Regions from separate parts of the Homo sapiens genome. Here region 2 is linked to region 1. The links are chromatin contacts, found by Hi-C or POLR2A ChIA-PET in ENCODE. All regions are on one chromosome and are shown on one strand. Each heading gives the region's core, a stretch centred on a gene start or an enhancer-like site at or near the end of the contact. The rest is flanking DNA. Distances are from core to core; before and after follow the strand shown.

Region 1 (4,371 bases), core at 1,872-4,371:
ACGTGGGAGACAGAGGGAGACTGTGTCTCCAAATTAATTAATTAATATTCTGTAGAGGCAGGCTCTCACTACGTTACCCAGGCTTAGGTTGCCCAGGCTGGAGTACGGTGACGTGATCTTGGCTCGCTGCAACATCTGCCTCCCGGGTTCAAGCGATTCTCCTGCCTCAACCTCCCAAGTAGCTGGGATTACAGGCATGTGCCACCGCACCCGGCTAATTTCTGTATTTTTCGCAGAGACAGGTTTCACCATGTTGGCCAGGCTGGTCTCGAACTCTTGACTTCAGGTGAACCATCTGCCTCAGCCTCCCAAAGGCTGTTTTTGAGACTGGGTCTTGCTCACTGCAACTTCCACCCCTGGGGTTCAAGCAGTCCTCATGCCTCAGCCACCCCAGTATCTGAGATTACAGGCATGCACCACCATACCCGGCTAATTTTTGTATTTTTAGTAGAGACGGGGTTTCACCATGTTGGCCAGGCTGGTCTAGATTTCCTGACCTCAGGTGATCCACCCACCTCGGCCTCCCAAAGTGCTGGGATTACTGGCATAAGCCACCGCACCCAGCCCTCCAGGTGATTTCTTACATAGCTCTGCTATGCTACCACCTTTAACCTCCCTTCCTTCCTCAGTGATTTCCGTGAGACCCCACCACTACCTTTTGTGGCAGGCACTGTGCAAGCCTCAGAGCTATAACAATGAGAAAGAACAAAGCCTTCCCAGACTTTGGGGCTCTGCCAGTGTAGAGGGCAAGGCAGAGGTAAATCAAAGCAGTGGCTCACGCCTATAATCCCAACAGTTTGGGAGGCCAAAGTGGGAGGATTGCTTGAGCCCAGGAGTTCGAGACCAGCCTGGGCAACATGGGGAAACCCCATCTCTACAAAAAATATAAACATTGGGCCGGGCGCGATGGCTCACGCCTGTAATTTCAGCACTTTGGGAGGCCGAGGTGGGCAGATCACAAGGTCAGGAGATCGAGACTATCCTGGCTAACACGATGAAACGCTGACTCTACTAAAAATACAAAAAATTAGTCGGGCATGGTGGCAGGCGCCTGTAGTCCCAGCTACTTGGGAGGCTGAGGCAGGAGAATGGTGTGAACCTGGGAGGCGGAGCTTGCAGTGAGCCGAGATTGCGCCACTGCACTCTAGCCTGGGCTACACAGCGAGACTCTGTCTCAAAAAAAAAAAAAAAAATTAGCTGGACATGATGGTGCACCTGTGGGCCCAGCTACTCAGGAGGCTGAGGCAGGAGGATTGCGTGAGCCCAGGAGATAGACATGGTTGCAGTGATCTGAGATCGTGCCACTGCACTCCAGCCTGGGTTTCAAAGTAAGACCCTATCTCAAAAAAAAAAAGGCAGAGATATAAGTAAACTAGTTTGGGAAGCCGAGGCAGGCAGATCATGAGGTCAGGAGTTCCAGACCATCCTGGCCAACATGGTGAAACCCTGTCTCTACTAAAAATATACAAATTAGCTGGGCATGGTGGCGGGTGCCTGTAGTCCCAGCTACTCAGGAGGCTGAAGCAGGAGAATCGTTGGAACTTAGGAGGTGGATGTTGCAGTGAGCCGAGATCGCGCCACTGCACTCCAGCCTGGCGACAGAGAGAGACTCTGTCTCAAAAAAAAAAGAGAAAGAAAAAAAAAAAAAAGGCCAGGCACGATGGCTCATGCCTGTAATCTTTGGTACATCGAGGTGGGCGGATCACGTGAGGTCGGGAGTTTGAGACCAGCCTGACCAACATGAAGAAATCCCGTGTCTACTAAAAATACAAAGTTAGCCAGGCATGGTGGTGCATGCCTCTACTCCCAGCTACTTGGAAGGCTGAGGCAGGAGAATCGCTTGAACCTGGGAGGCAGCGGTTGCGGTGAGCTGAGATTGCGCCATTGCACTCCAGCTTGGGCAACAAGAGTGAAACTTCTTCTCAAAAAACAAAAACAAACAAACAAACAAAAAACCCAAGTAAACTAGTTATGAAGTGGACGTTCATCAACTTCATTGTGCCAAGACAGCTAAAGGGGGCACCTGGTCTTGCCTTGGGGAGGTTGGGAGGGCTTCCTGTAGGAGGTAACCTGGGAACTCCAACCTTAGAAGTGATCTCCAAAAAGCCAGTTACCACCTCCATGATAGCTACCTCCAAAAGCTGGTGTCTGACTCATCCATCCATCCATCCATCCATCCATCCATCCATCCATCCACCTACCCATTTATTGAGCTTCTATAGATGCCAGGCATGGTTCAAGGAGGTGCTGGGTACAAATCAGGTAAAAATCTCTGCCAGGATGAAGCAGAGTGAGGGATGGTCCCTCCAACCACAAGCAAAATAATGACAAGATAATTCTGGAAGGAGTAACTGCTAGGAAGGAAATAAAACTGAGTGAAGGAGGGAGAAGTGTCCCGGTTTCAAAACAAGATCCACAAAAACTTAGCTAATCAAGGATGCCACCTTCTTCCCGAGCCATGGGGACCTTATCACCCTCCAGCAGACAGTGCATAGAGGAGGAACTCCTCCCAGTGGCCCTGCTGGCTCAGTCGCCTGCGCAGCAGTAATCGAGCGCCTCCAGTATGCACCAGGCAACCTTCTAGACATTAAACTGTGTGGGGGATGGGAGGGAGGTTTCTGTATGCCTTTGGGCACGTCACTCCTCCTCAGGCCCTCAGGTTCACTTCTGTAACTAAGGCTTCAGGATGGGTCATTCAGCAACCCCAGAGCTGCCCTGCCCGTCAAGCTTGAACTCTTTAAGGAAATAACATTTAGAGTGGACTGTGCCCCCAGCAGCCCCCAAGGTGAGAGTGCATAGATGGGGGTGTTTATCCCCATTTCGCAGATGGTCAGGATGAAGCTCAGAGGAGAGGCAGGAGTCGCACAGGCTGCGCGATACTGACCCGTGTTGGGGTCCAGCCCAGGGTCCCCCGCCCCCGCCCCAGCCCCCGCCCCAGCCCCCGCCCCAGCCCCCGCCCCAGCCCCAGCAGCCGGGAGGCTTCGGTCCCTTTAAGAACGCCCCGCGGGGCCAAGCAGGAAGGGGGAGGTGCCAACGCCCGGGACGGACGTCTGCATGAGCCAACGGGTGCGGCAGTCGCGGCAGCGGCGGCCAATGGGCACGGCAGGGGCGGGGCCAAGCGGCCGAACCTGGTTCCCGAGGCGCGGCGGCCGCGGCTGGGGGCGGGGAGGGGGGCGCAGGACCCCAAGTGGGGGTCCCGGAGCCAGAGGCAAGTGTCCTGGGGTGCTGGGGGCGCCGTGCCGGCCGGGCCGCTGCCCTGGCCTAGGCTGGTCCGGGGGCTAGCGCGCCGGGGGCTGCGGCCGATGGGCGGGGCGAGGGGCCGCGGGGGTGGCGAGCCGGGGGGGCACGGGGGTCGGGGGTGCCCGAGGGGGCGCGGCCGGGCGGGGGTGGCCAGGGATGGGGGTCACTGGGGGCAAAGGGGATCCAGTGGGGGGGTCCCGATGGAGGCGTGCAGGGCCAGGGGCGCCCGAGGCGTGCGGGGGTCGGGTGCCCCAGACTGGTGGCGTCAGACAGGCGTGGGTCGTTGGGGGCCTGGGTCGCGGCTTGACTGAGGGCCCGGCCGGGGCTGTGGGGCGTCAGGAGAGCGTGGGGTGTTATGGGATCGGAAAGGGGGGGGCGTCTGGGGACACTGGAGTGTTTACGGCGAGACGGAGCGGCTGTGGGGGGAGCTGGCCCGTGCTGGGGGCGGTGGTGGTTGGGGTGGGGGGTGGGAGGGGAGGCCGAATTGTGCGGGCGCGGGGAATTATGGGGGTGGGGGCTGGGAGGGTCTCTCAAAGTGGGGCTCCGAGCCCGGGAGGAGCAGGCAGGTGAGGGTTAGGGAGGGGATGCGGCGGGCTGGTTTGATGGCTGTGCCACACTCTTCTGAGCTTGGGGCCTGGGGGACGGAGGGGTTGGTTATTGGTTCAGGAGGTCTGGGGCAAGGAAGAGGCTGTAGAATGTGGTGGGACCTCGACCACTCCTGGAAAGGAGGCTGCTTTGAGGGGGTGGGACCGAGGCCTGATGAGAGGAGGATGGTCTCCTGGGGAAGGATTTGGGCCAGGGTCCCTGATGTTGGGGTTGTGGGGGATAGTGTTAGATTCAGAGTGTGGAAGGAAAAAACGCTTGGGGTTTCTGGGTGATTACAGTTGGTGCTTTTGGGGAGGGTCTCCCCTTTGGAGAAGAGGCTGGAGGTGGGAGGCCCTGGTAAAAGATTCAATTTCCCCCAGTGGCCTTAGAGGCTCTAAAAATGGCTTCCCTAAGGCCTCGGAGGCTGTCCTCTCCACAAAAATCCCAGCACCCTTCGCTCAGCTTATAATCAGGCAAAGCCACAGGGCCTGAAGCCCCAGGTTCAAATCCTCCTTTGGCCTTTGGCTTTCTCTGTGACCTTGGGCA
Region 2 (4,371 bases), core at 1,258-3,757, 590 kb before region 1:
AGCTAATTTTTGTATTTTTAGTAGAAACCCAATAGGGTTTCACCATATTGGTCAGGATGGTCTTGATCTCTTGACCTTGTGATCCGCCCCCCTTAGCCTCCCAAAGTGCTGGGATTACAGGCGTGAGCCACTGTGCCCAGCCTGCCCAGCTAATTTTTGTATTTTTTGTATAGTCTGGGTTTCCCCATGTTGCCCAGGTTGGTCTGGAACTCCTGGGTTTAAGTGATCTTCCCACCTTGGCCTCCCAAAGTTCTCGGATGACAGGCATGAGCCACTGCACCCAGCCTCTTTTTTTTTCCTCGTCATGTTGCCAGGGCTGGAGTGCTGTGGCATGATCACGACTCACTGCAGCCTCAAATTCCTGGGCTCAAGCAATCTTCCCACCTCAGGCTCCTGAGTAGCTGGGACTTACAGGCTTGAGCCACCACGTTGGGCTAATTTAACTTTTTTTTTAATTTAATTTTTTTTTAGAGATGGGTGTTTTGCTGTGCTGCCCAGGCTGGTCTCAAAATTCTGGGTTCAAGCGATCCTCCAGCCTAAGCCTCCCAAGTAGCTGGGACTACAGGCATACGCCAAGCCACCATGCCTGGCTGGACTCAAGTCTTCAACACTTCCCACCTGGTCCCTTCTGTCCCTTCCCCACTCAGGAGGGGTGAGCCACGGTCCTCATGGCAGTGATCAATGGCTGTGGAGGTCCAGCTGAGCATGCAGCTCCTGCCACCTCCAGCAGCGCCACTGCTACATGCACAGATGATGCAAACTCTTCAGCCAGTTACCCACCCTTCTGTTCTGAGGACCTCCCCGACAATGATCCTGGCCTTCCTTCCACATGGGCTGAAGACCTACCTACTCACTGGCACCCCAACCCCGCACATCCAGACCAGGGCCAGGGACTGAGCAAGAGGAAAAGGGTCAAGGTAGCGGGTACCCTGGGGGAAACTGAGGCATGGCCAGAGAGAAAGAGCCTTCCCAGCCTTTGGATCTCACCCTCACGGTGGACAAGAAGTCAGGCCAGTCCCTGATGTTAGTGCCCACAGGCTAAGCACCCAGTGTGAGGTCCATAAAACTATGGGCCGCTTTCTAAGGCTGGGAGCCCCCAGGGCCACAAGTGAGACTGGTTTGACTTCTCCATCCCAGGGAGACTGCGCTTTTGCCCTCCACCACGAGGTGGCGTGCGATAGTGCGCTTAGGATTCAGCACTTGCCAGCCGAAAGTTAAAAAAATAAAATATAAACCAGGCCCGGTGGCTCACGCCTGTAATCTCAGCACTCTGGGAGGCCGACGTGGGCGGATCACCTCAAGTCGGGAGTTCAAGACCAACCTGATCAACATGGAGAAACCTCATCTCTACTAAAAATGCAAAATTAGCCAGTCGTGGTGGTGCATGCCTGTAATCCCAGCTACTCGGGAGGCTGAGGCAGGAGACTCACTTGAACCCAAGAGGCGGAAGTTGCGGTGAGCCAAGATCACACCATTTCACTCCAGCCTGGGCAACAAGAGCGAAACTCCGTCTCAAGAAAAAAAAAAATTAATACACAAATACATAATAAAATGTAAAAACGAAAAGGTAATTACTCAGGCCCCACACACAGGAACCCACCCCCATAAAGATGCTCAGACACTCAGTCATACCCAATATATGTCTACACTCAGGCAGACACACTCATCCACAGAAAGACAAATGGCAAAACCGGGGCACAAACACCAGAAGCCCTTTCCTCCTAGCGGTGAAATAAAGAACATCAGATCCCTGAAGCTGACATTTGGTCCTTGATCCAGCCACGCCTGAAGCTGACACTATGGCTAGTATTTTCTGTCACATGAGCCAAAAATTTTCCTTTTTTGCTTGAACCCATGTTAGTTGATATTTTGTGGAGCACAGCCAGAGTCCTAGCTGATAGAGATGAATAAGGCACTTGCCAGGTGAAAAAGATTGAGGCATTCTTTTTTGCTTTTGTTTTGTTTTTATTTTAAGATTGAGGCATTCTTGAAGGCATTGCAAGATGTAGGATATTTACAAAGGCCTGGAGGTATGAGACAGCATGGTGGGTGCAAGTTGTACTATAGGGTGCACAATAGTGCTAGCAGCAGATTTAAGTCAGGCAGAAGGGTCTGAATTCAGTCTGAGTACTTAGCCTACTTAGTACTTAGGAGTACTAAGTACTTCGTCTACTAAGTGGGAGCCATTGAATGTTCTTGATGGGGGGAGGGAATTCTACTCTCAGAAATGTCCCTTAGGTGGGAATAAATGCTTTCGCTGCAAACCTTTGAGATAAGTGTAGGAAAGAGAAAACTAAGCCTTAAGAGAGGTCGGCCACGCAGGCCTCCCAGACACAATCTTCACTTTGATCGATCCGAACCAGCGTATCTGAACTACAATTTCCGGCATGCAACGCGAGCGGCCTCCTCGTCCCTGGTGATTTGCCGGCTCAAGACACACTGATTGGTCGGACGGGATGCTCGTCAGACCAGAGTCGGGCTCTAATTGGTCGAGTTTCCGCAGAGTGCCCGGAGCCCTAGGCCGGTGGGTGAGTGCACCGCGTTCTCGCACGCGTCATGGTGAGCGAGCGTCCCGCGAAGTGGGGGGTTCTGCAGGGCCGAGGTCCAGCCGAAGGGGTCCAGGGAGACACTGAGGGAATGGATTGGGGTTTCTTCTTGGGGATTGGAGGCTCTGAGGGATTCGGGGGCACGCTGAAGGCCGTGTGTCCCTCTCTGGGAGCCCTGCTCTCGCTACAGGACCTCCGAGGGAGTCGGCGGGAGTTGTACCCAGGGGGACTAGAAGCCCCTAAGCGTTCTGGGGATTCTGCCCTCGAGACCTTTTAGGGGTCTGGGATCCTTTTGAGGGGTCGTGGTCCCACAGAGGGGACTGGGGACCCCAGCACATTTGGAACCTGGTTAAGGCGGTGTGGGGTCCTGTTGGGGGTCCACTCTGGGGACGGGGGTCCTGCAGGAGCGTGGGGGCCGCGCCGACAGGATCCATCGGGGGTCCCTGCTATATCGGGGTGTGTGGAACGGGCAGGGGAGGCCGTGGGAGGTGGACTCAGGAGGTCTGGTTGGCCTCAGGGCGGGCAAGGTTCTCAGAGTGGGAGACAGGAAAGTTGGAACCTTCAGGTCTCACGCGGCTCTGGGTCCAACCTATTGAGTGTGTTCTTAAAACTTAGCCCAGCCCCTGGGGGTCAGGCTGGTGCAGGGAGATGGGGGACTCCCACAACCCTGACGGGACCGGCCTGGGCAGAGAGAGGGACGTGGAACTGGAGGGTCTCTGCCTGGGACCATCCCCGAGGAGGGGCGCTGGAGATGGCCCTGAAGGAAGGGCACTGATGGCCGGAATTATTGAAAGTGGGGCGTCGTCCCAGGCGGAGGTGCAGGACGCCGTAGGAGATGAAGGCACAGGCTCCCGGGAATGAGGAGGGAGGCTGCATTGATTTTATCAGGGTTCTTGAGTTCGAGAATCGTAAATCCAGTGAAGGGAAAAGAAGGAGCTGATGGAAGACTCCAGAAAATTCTTGCAGATGTCTGCAGAGCCCTGACCCTGAGACAGGAGGCTGGGTGGAGGGCAGGGCCATCAGAACATCCCTGGACAGACCTCTGGGAGCCTTAGGTGGAGAGATGCACCCCTCCACCACCTTTTCCCTTGGGGGGTTTTGGGGGGTGGTGGGGTCATTGATGAAGAGCCCAAAGGTCCAGGAAGACCTCTGAGACTCCAGTGGTTGGGTGCAGGGAGGGCTGAGGAGAGAGCTGAGCTGTGGGGAGGTGGAGGGATGGTCTCTAGCTATGCCTGCAGGGTGCAGAACCAAGTTGGGGGCTGACTGTGAGACTGGGAAGGGCCTGAACCACCTGGAAGGGTATGGGATGATGGGTGAGTGCTAGGGTCTCCCAGGAGAGCCTGGAGGAGGCTACTGGTTGAGCTCAGCAGAGAGGTCTGGGCTGGAGGTGTCACCGTGCTGAGGTTTTGATGGGCTGGCTGATTGGGTGGTTAAAACCCTGGCAGGTCACAGGAGAGAGGTCGGAGAGAGAGGAGAAAAACAGACTGGGGGGTGGGAGGGCAGGGTCCTAGGGGAAGGGTGGGGCTTCAACAGCCCTGACCCACTGGCTTGCAGGGGCCCATGGGCTGGCACTCATGGTCCCTAAGTGCCAGCCAGCCAGTCTGCACTAGGGTCCCGGGGAGGGCGAGCAATGAGGACTTAGAGATGAGAAAGATGCCGCCACCAACCTCATTACTGAAAAAAGATTTCTGGTCTCAGTTTACAAGTCACAGGTACAGAGAAAATGTCCTATTAGTCTGTTATTTTATGTATTTTTATTTTATTATTATTATTATTTTGTTTTGAGACAGAGTCCCACTCTGTTGCCCAGGCTGGAGTGCAGTGG

The links. A loop is a pair of places that touch in the nucleus more often than their neighbours do. ChIA-PET counts read pairs that join two places held with the same protein, here RNA polymerase II (POLR2A). Pooled maps may share reads with other maps.
Region 2: a loop to region 1 is called in a map with no recorded cell type, with 13 times the contacts of the local background. The contact joins the promoter of TMEM161A here to the promoter of FKBP8 in region 1. A Hi-C loop is called at or near these places in 1 of 37 single-sample maps with no recorded cell type and 6 of 50 pooled maps. POLR2A ChIA-PET finds 5 or more read pairs at or near these places in 2 of 52 experiments (WTC11 and activated T-cell).

The regions. Positions count from the first base shown.
Region 1 is chr19:18,542,323-18,546,693 of GRCh38, reverse strand. It overlaps FKBP8 (FKBP prolyl isomerase 8), which reads left to right and starts at 3,121. Exons shown (of 9, transcript NM_012181.5): 1 at 3,121-3,208. RefSeq lists a silencer at 2,876-3,305.
Region 2 is chr19:19,136,614-19,140,984 of GRCh38, reverse strand. It overlaps TMEM161A (transmembrane protein 161A), which reads left to right and starts at 2,507. Exons shown (of 12, transcript NM_017814.3): 1 at 2,507-2,559. The coding sequence starts at 2,557. RefSeq lists enhancers at 2,100-2,289, 2,570-2,779, 2,264-3,125 and a silencer at 2,430-2,509.